Linked DNA regions of Homo sapiens: region 2 is linked to region 1. Evidence: read pairs that join two places in POLR2A ChIA-PET (ENCODE). Cell type or tissue: HepG2. All regions are shown on one strand. Each heading gives the region's core, and the rest is flanking DNA. Links, peaks and the distances in the headings are about the cores only.

Region 1 (6,500 bases), core at 1-2,500:
AGGGAAGGCAGGCCAGGCACAGTGGCTCACGCCTGAAATCCTGGCACTTTGGGAGGCTGAGGCGGGCGGATCACAAGGTCAGGAGTTCGAGACCAGCCTGACCAACACGGTGAAACCCCGTCTCTACTAAAAATACAAAAATTAGCTGGGCGTGGTGGCGGGCATCTGTAATCCCAGCTACTCAGGAGGCTGAGGCAGGAGAATCATTTGAACCCGGGAGGTGGAGGTTGCAGTGAGCCAAGGTCACACCACTGCACTCCAGCCTGGGTGACAGAGCCAGACTCCGTCTCAAAAAAAAAAAAAAAAAAAAAAGGAAGAAGGGAAGGCAGGCTGGGGAGGTTGGGGAAAGGAAGCAGGGAGTGCAGATCACTCCCCTTCCATGAGTTGTTTTCTTAAGATGCTAGAACTTGGCCAGGCATGGTGGCTCACCCCTGTAATCCCAGCACTTTGGGAGGCTGAGGCTGGCAGATCACTTGAGGTCAGGAGTTCCAGACCAGCCTGGCCAACATGGTGAAACCCCATCTCTACTAATAATACAAAATTTAGCTGGGTGTGGTGGTGTGCACCTGTGGTCCTAGCTACTTGGGAGGCTGAGACAGGAGAATCACTTGAACCCTGGAGGCACAGGTTGCAGAGAGCTGAGATCGTGCCACTGCACTCCAGCCGAGGTGACAGAGTGAGACTCCGTCTCAAAACCAAAACAAAACAAAAACCAAGGCCGGGTGCAGTGGCTCATGCCTGTAATCCCAGCACTTTGGGAGGCCGAGGTGGGCAGATCACAAGGTCAGGAGATCGAGACCATCCTCGCTAACACGGTAAAACCCCGTCTCTACTAAAAATACAAAAAATTAGACGGGCATGGTGGCGGGCGCCTGTAGTCTCAGCCAATCAGGAGGCTGAGGCAGGAGAATGGCGTGAACCCGGGAGGCGGAGCTTGCAGTGAGCCGAGATCACGCCACTGCACTCCAGCCTGGGCGACAGAGCGAGACTCCGTCTCAAAAACAAGCAAACAAAAAAACAGAAAACAAAAATTAGCCTGGCGTAGTGGCATGTGCCTGTAATTCCAGCTACCCAGGAGGCTGAGGTGGGAGAATCGCTTGAACCCTGGAGGCAGAGGTTGCAGTGAGCCAAGGTCGCACCACTGCACTCCAGCCTGGGTGACAGAGCGAGACTTGGCCTTAAAAAAAAAAAAAAAAGAAAGAAATTAACCAGCCGTGGTGGTGCACGCCCGTAATCCCAGCTACTCAGAAGGCTGAGGCACGAGAATCACTTGAACACGGGAGGCAGAGGTTGCAGTAAGCCAAGATTGTGCCACTGCCCTCCAGCCTGGGCGACAGAGCAAGATTCCATCAAAAAAAAAAAAAAAAAAAAAAAAAAAAGATGGGAGAACTCAGAACTCAAGCATATAGATTATTCAACAGTTCACATAGCCAGATAGTTCAAGGCCAGCTGTGGGCTTTGAATGCCATAGTAAAATGTTTGAACTTTGCCTTCTAGGCAGTAGGGAGCTACTGAAAGTTTAAAGGGATGGTATACTATTATTCTTTCATTCATTTATTCAATAAACGTGTATGTGTGTGTGTGTATTTTTTTTTTAAGAGTCCAGGTCTTGCTCTGTTGCTCAGGCTAGAGTGGAGTGGCATAATCATGGCTCACTGCAGCAACAAACTCCCGGGCTCAAGAGATCCTCCCGCCTTAGCCTCCATGTAACTGGGACTACAGGTGCCTGTCACCAGACCAGGCTAATGTTTTACATTTTTGTAGAGACAGCGTCTTGCTATGTTGCCCAGGCTGGTCTCAAACTCCTGGCCTCAAGTGATGCTCCTGCCTTGGCCTCTCAAAGCACTGGGCAATGTCCCTGGTCTTCAATAAATATTTGATTTATTTAAGCAAATCTTTTTTCTGAGCACCTACTATGTGCTAGGCACCATTCTAAGTACTTAGGATACATAGATAAATAAAATAAAGGTTCTTCCCTTCAAAGAGCTTACATGTCAGCAAGTAAAGGAAAAGATGAGAGAAAATATAATAAATCAGTAAATTATATATCATGTCAAAAGGTGATAGGTGTTATAGAGAAAAGAAAAAGCGGAGAAGGGTGGGAGAATTGGGAATACAGGGGTGGGACACAGGTGGCAGTATTAAACAGGATGGTCAGGGTAGGCTTCATTGAGAAAGAAAGACTTCAGGATGTCTGGGGGAGGAGTGTTCCAGGAAGAGAGAAGAGCAAGTGCAAAGGCCCTGAGACAGGAGCAGCAAGTGCATTTAGAAACAGCAAGGAGGCCAGTGGCTGGAGTGAAGCAGGAAAGGCGGGGAGAGGGTCATGGGTTGGGGGAAGGGACATTGTGCAGGTCTATGCAGGCTATTGTAGGGTGTATGGAGTGAAGATGTCAAGTCAGCAGTTAGATATGGAGCTGGAGATTTGGGGAGCAATGAGCTGGAGAGATAGACTTGAAAGTCATTGGCATATAGATGGTACATCATATCATCATATGAGACTGCATGGGATTGCCAAGAGGTTGAGTGCAGATAGGAAGGAGGCAGAGAAGAGGAAAGGACTGAGCTCCAGGACCCTCTTGCACCAGGCAGGGGAATCAGCAAAGAGACTGTGATGGCATGGCCAGAAAGGAAGGGGAAAACCATGCAGGATCTGGGACCCCAGGGAATCTGAAGGGAAGAGACCAGAAGTCTATGGCAATTGCTCATGAAGAGATGAGGGTCTGGCCAAGGGGCCAGGTGGGAGGAACCAGGTAAGAGATATTATCATCCCAATGTTACCCTTAAAGAAACCAAGGCCCAGAGAGGGGAGAGGTTAAGAACCTGGGTCAAGATCACACAGCTTAAGTGTGACTTCTTCTTTTTATTTTTTATTTTTTTGAGACGGAGTCTCCCTCTGTCACCAGGCTGGAGTGCAGTGGCACAATCTCAGCTCACTGCAACCTCCGCCTCCCGGGTTCAAACAGTTCACCTGCCTCAGCCTCCCGAGTAGCTGGGATTACAGGTGCCTGCCACCACGCCCAGCTAATTTTTGTATTTTTAGTAGAGACGGGATTTCACCATGTTGGTCAGGCTGGTCTCGAACTCCTGACCTCGTGATCTTCCCACCTCAGCCTCCCAAAGAGCTGGGATTACAGGTGTAAGCCATTGTGCCCGGCCAAGTGTGAGTTCTTTTAAGCTGTGTGACCTTGGCCAAGGTGCTTAACCTTTCCCTGCCAAGTCTCAAACACCTCTTTGTCCAGCTACTATGCTTCCATCAAGAATCAATAGGACCTATGTCCCTACAGGTGTCAGGGTAGCTGGCAGAATGGTGATGCCCTTGGCAGAGGCAGGCAAGGCCAAAGGAAGGGCTGGTTCTGGCAGGGAGTGAAGGATCTTACTTTGAGAGGTATTGAATATGAGGTGGCTGCAGACAGATGGTGACGCCATCTGAGAGGCAGCAGGAAGTAGGCGCTGAGGCTCAGGAGGTGATTTGAGCTGTTGATCTGGATTTGGGACTCCTCAGGACAATCTGTGAACAATGATGAGAGAGAGCACCAAGGACCAAGGTCTGAACTTGGGAGCTAGGGCCCATGTCCACAGGGTGAACTGGAAGGAAGATAAGGAGACAGCAAGGAATGCTTGCCAAGAAACCAGGAGACCAGGAAAGAGTAGTTTCCAAGAGATGGGGGAAGCCCACACTGTTGCAGGGAGGTCCTGCATAAAGTCTGAAACGGGTCTATTTAATTCGCCCTTGGAGGCTGGGCATGGTGTCTCACACCTGTAATCCCAGCACTTTGGGAGGCCAAGGCGGGTGGATGACCTGAGGTCAAGAGTTTGAGAACCAGCCTGGTCAACATGGCAAAACCCCGTCTGTACTAAAAATACAAAAATTGGCCGGGCGTGGTGGTGGAAGCCTGTAATCCCAGCTACTCGGGAGGCTGAGGCAGGAGAATCACCTGAATCCCAGAGGCGGAGGTTGCTGTGAGCTGAGATCACACCACTGCACACCAGCCTGGGAGACAGAGCAAGACTCTGCCCAAAAGAAAAAAAAAAATTGTAGTTGGAAGGACTTCTGGTTCTATAGGGTGGATTGAACACAAGACTTTATCTCCAGTCCTTCCTGATTTTCCATCAAAGTGACAGTAAGGAATAAAGAATGTAAACCTACAAGGACAAAGAGAAGAGGAGACAACAGCAGACAAGATATTAACACCTTTTTGGAAAGTGAGAAACAGGTTGAGGAGTGATCACTGACACAGCAGAGAACAACTGAAACCAAAGGCCATTTGGAGTCTGTAAAAGCTCGGGGATTGGAGGGCTGAAGGAGGCAAGGGGAAGAGCAGGGCTGAAAGCAGCGGCTGCTAGGAGAATGCATAAGGAGAGATGAAACACCCAAGATACTTATCCATCTCCTCTCAAAGCCAGGCAAATTCCAGCCACCTCACAGAAGACCAGCAGTTTATTCTGTGGAATTAAGTAAAAGTCTGCATACTGAAGGATAGAACCCTCAGCCCTCACTCCTAAATTGGTCCCAGAGAAAAGACCTCCAGATTCTTCCAGTTGTTGGGGGAGTCTTCCCTAAAGGACCAGGTTCCTACTTGATCACTCTGCAGTGAAGCCCAACAGCCAATAAGCTTGGTCCTCGGTACTCTGTCTTCAGTAGCTGTTTCTTGGTCCTTGGTCCTTGGTACTCTCACTCATCATTGTTCACAGATTGCCCTGAGGAGTCCCAGATCCAGTCCCAAATCCACCTGCCCCCAACACACAGAGCAGCCAACTCTTTAGTGTCTTACTCCAAAATATTGAGACAGCCAAGCCGCAAGAATCACCACAGGTCGGGTGCAGTGACTCACGCCTGTAATCCCAGCACTTTGGGAGGCCGAGGCAGGCGGATCACTTGAAGTCAGGAGTTCGAGACCAGCCTGGCCAACATGGCAAAACCCCTCTACTAAAAATACAAAAATTAGCTGGGCATTGTGACACGTGCCTGTAATCCCAGCTACTCGGGAGGCTGAGGCAGGAGAATTTCTTGAACCTCAGAGGCAGAGGTTGCAGTGAGCTGAGATCGTACTACCACACTCCAGCCTGGGCGACAGAGGGAGACTCCATCTCAAAAAAAAAAAAAAAAAGTCACCACACATTTGAGGAAAAATTCTGTTAAAATAAAAACTTTAGACAAATTAAATTTAGCAGAGTTTATCTGAGCAAAGAACAATTCATGAATCAGCCAGCATCCTGAACCAGTAGAGGTTCACAGAGTTTTACCACCCAGCAGTATGGGCAGGCAGTATTAATGGACAGAGAAAGGAATTGATGTATAGAAACAGCTTGATTGGCGACAGATCAGTATTTGCCTTATTTGGGCATGGTGCAATGAGGTGTTTGCCTTATGTGGACATGTTCTGATGATCTGGCAGCTTGTGATTGGCTGAAAATTCTGCTATATTTGGCTGAGACTTGGCTGCTTATTGTAAGAATATACTCTCAAGTTACGTTGCAGTTTGTTTACATATTGAATTATGCTACAGTCCACTATGTATGGAGTCAGCTTTATACCTGGGTGACAGAGTGAGACTTTGTCAAAAAAAGAAGGAGAGGAGAGGAGAGAGAGGAGAGAGATGAGGGGTGGGGAGGGGAAGGGAGGAAAGGAGAAAGGAAGGAAGGAAAGAAGGAAGGGAGGGAGGGAAGGGAAGGAGGGAGGGAAGAAGGGAAAGAAAGAAGGAAGGAAGGAAGGAAGAAAGAGAGAGAGAGAAAGGAAGGAAGGAAGGAAATAGGCAACACATAAAATAAATTTTTTTAATAGGATCACAGGTCACTGTGAACAATAGCCGTTCATTAAATGACTTCGGAGGCATATACAAAAAGTTACATAGTTGTAGAAAAAGCTTAGCTGTTTTAATAGCGAGTTCTCAGTTTTCTTAAGTGATCAAAAACCTAACAAAGACAGCATGAAGCACAGGAAATTATCTGGGTAGAACACAGAATCTTTGTTTTCTAGGCCAACTACCTAAAGAGAAAGAAAAACATTTTACAATTTCCTATTATGATCAGACCAATAATCTAAGAACACCATGTTGTTTTAATGGAGAGAACCAAATTCTAGTTTTGCATCAGTGTAATTTTGATATTAATGCTAGCTCTTATCGCCCAGGCTGGAGTGCAATGGTGCAATCTCTGCTTACTGCAACCTCCGCCTCCCGGGTTCAAGTGATTCTCCTGCCTCAGCCTCTCAAGTAGCTGGGATTACAGGCGCCTGCCACCACACCCGGCTTATTTTTTGTATTTTTAGTAGAGATGGGGTTTCACCATGTTGGCCAGGCTGGGCTCGAACTCCTGACCTCAAGTGATCCACCCGCCTCTGCCTCCCAAAGTCCTGGGATTACAGGCGTGAGCCACTGCACCCGGTCGCTAACTTTTATTCTTAAAAAACTTGTAAATAATTACCTCCTAATCTTAACCAGCTTGATCACCCATAAAATTTCTTTCACAAGATTCATCTTCCACAAACCTCCTACAACTCT
Region 2 (2,500 bases), core at 1-2,500, 540 kb before region 1:
TGGGTGCCCAGGACCTGCTAAAGCCACACGAGCTCTCCAAACCCGTCAGCCGCTCCTTGCATGACCGAGCAGGACCGACCACTTACTGCGCATGTACTCGAGGCATCATCTTTTCTGTACACCCAGGCCCATGAGGTGCTTACTCCCATGAACCCCATTTTGCAAATGGGGACCCGAGGGACTCGGTGGCCTCTTTAGGGCACAATCAGCAGCGGAACCCAAACCTGCCTGGCTCAGAGGCTCCGGAGGCGGGACACCGCCACCTCTCCCCCAAGTGCAGCGAGCACCCTCCTCCCCAGCCTTTGCCTTGTTTACACCCTGCTCCCCAGCAGCTGTGGATACGAGTGCACAGGGCACACCCTCGCACACACCCACAGGCATGCACATGCCACATGCACACAATTACACACACTCCCCCGCTGGCTCAGCACCCCCTCTGCTCCCACACAGGGCTGCAGGGCCCTCCTCCCACTCACTCACCCTCTCCTCCCGCCCCCACCGCCCATTATCAGCCCCACACTCTCAGCAAGCCTCCTGGCTTCTGCCTGCATCCACCCCTCCTCCTTCTCATTCCTGGGGCTCTGGACTGGCTCTGGAGCCCTGGAAAGCAGGGTTTGGGTGGATCTCCACATTACCTTGGGCTGGGCTTGGGAGCTCCGGATCTCACCAAGGGACTCCTGGGGGCCTTGATTACTGCAGAGGTCAGCAGGCCCAGAGACCCCAGCCTCCCTGCAGGTCCTGGGGAGGGGTGGGGGCAATGCCTCTCCCGCCTGTTGGTGCCTGTCTGTCACTGCACCACTGCTTCAGGCCTCCCTTATATAAGCCCAGTTCTCTCTCTGGCCTGCAAGGGGTGGGCAGCCCAGAGGCCAGCGCCACTCGTCCCCAATCTCCCTTCTTAGGATCAAGAACCGGCCCAAGGTTGACATTTGGTGCACCAGGCCCCTGAGGGGCTTCAGGGCAAGGCCAGGGACCTCGGGGAAAATCCTCATCCTCTCCCCTCCATTCCAAGAGTAGCCTGGGCCCCTTGCCCTGGAGGAGCCCTGGCCCTGTGAGGGAGGCTGGCAGGCGCTGCCCGCTGTCACTCCATGCCGGTGCCCTTTGCTCCACTTCAGTGGCCACGTGACCAGGCCCCATTCCTGCCCTCTAGGGTTGTTGAGCAGCCACAAAAGGGGTGGTGCCAGCAGCTGGGGCACTCTCCCTAAGTGAGACTGGGACTTTGACCATGCCCACCCCCACCCACTGCCCAGCACAGTCAGGAAGTGGCTTAGCCTCCCAGCTCCCACCCGCTTCATCCCCACCTGCCTCCTGGGAAGGGGCCTCAGGCCCCACTCTGCAGTGGGTCTCCTCCCCCTCCTCTCCCCACCTGCCCCTAGCACTGCCTGTGTGCGGGCCCTCTCTCCCCTAAGAATCATATGAGCATGAAGGTCTATTTTGGGTGCGTTTAGGGAGCAAGGGATTCGGAGCCACATAGGCCTGGATGAGAGAATCTCAGCTCTGTGTGTTAACTTCCTCATCTGTAAAATGGGTCCAGCAGTAGCGCCCACCTCTGGGGTTCTTGTGGAGGTGAAAGTGGGGCAGGAGGGAAGCACAGGGTGGACCTGGCTATTGGTACCCAGTAAATGCCACCATCACCATCAGCAGCGGCATCACCGTCAGGGCCCGTGTTGGCCGTTGGCCACGTGGTGTAGACTTGGAGTCTGCAAGAGCTAGGTTTGAATCCCAACCTGCTGCTTACTATGTGGCCTGGGGCATATCACTAACCTCTCAGTGCTGGTCTCGTTGTCTGCAAAAACAGGGAAATACCTTGTGCTCATCAAGGCTGTTGGCAGATGAGAGACCCTGTGTGGGACTCGGCACAAGTGGGTGTTAGTGGTCGCTATGTTCTTCTCCAGGGAGACAGGTGAGGTCTTAGGAGTGCCAGCCTGATTGTCTGCTGGGGTGGCAGGGATGGTGATGGGGGCTGAGAGAAAGGCTGATCTTTTCTGCTGTTGGGGCCCCCAGCCCCATCAGCAGCCACAGCTCCTCCTATCGGGCTCTGTGCAGAGCTCTGGGTAGGGAGGGGTGGGCGGTGAGCTCTGGGCCTGAGACAGCCCCCTTCGTGTGGCAGTGGGGCAGGTCTCCAGGGCACAGGGGCTCCAACATGCTGTGATTCAGAGCCTACAAGCAGTGGGAGAGTATCAGATGCTGCCTGGGGGCTCAGAGGATGCATGCAGCTGTTGACAGTGTTTGAGCCACCAGCCATAATAAGAGCAAGCATTAGAGAGTGCTCACTATGTGCTAGGCACTGTGCTAATCATCACATGGAATTCTCACCACAAAGCAGTCATAAATAGATATAACAATCCCCATTTTCCTAATGAGCAAACTCAGGCCCAGAGAGGTTCCATGACTTACCCAGAGCCACACAGCTCCAAGTGCTTAAAGAGCCAGGTCTGGGTCCAGAGCTGGTTCTTTCACTCTCTTCTCTGTCAGGCAAGAGCGAGAAGAGCAGCAATACTAG

What was found. Peaks named below come from ENCODE experiments on the same cell type or tissue, not always from the same donor. Only the 100,000 strongest peaks of a DNase experiment are listed, where the experiment ranks them.
Region 2: POLR2A ChIA-PET joins it to region 1 with 6 read pairs; 1 of 35 experiments calls an interaction of 5 or more read pairs at or near these places.

Annotation. Positions count from the first base shown.
Region 1 is chr17:50,644,021-50,650,520 of GRCh38, forward strand. All of the region lies in intron 1 of ABCC3 (ATP binding cassette subfamily C member 3), which reads left to right. Among named protein-coding and RNA genes, the nearest start is that of ABCC3, 12 kb to the left of the region's middle. In HepG2, for the core only: no CTCF peak of the experiment used is centred there; a DNase peak (open chromatin) is centred at 1,461.
Region 2 is chr17:50,101,218-50,103,717 of GRCh38, forward strand. The region is part of intron 2 of PDK2 (pyruvate dehydrogenase kinase 2); the gene reads left to right. PDK2-AS1 (PDK2 antisense RNA 1) reads right to left here and starts at 1,179. Exons shown (of 2, transcript XR_007065842.1): 1 at 636-1,179. RefSeq lists an enhancer at 1-396. In HepG2, for the core only: no CTCF peak of the experiment used is centred there; DNase peaks (open chromatin) are centred at 491, 834 and 1,154.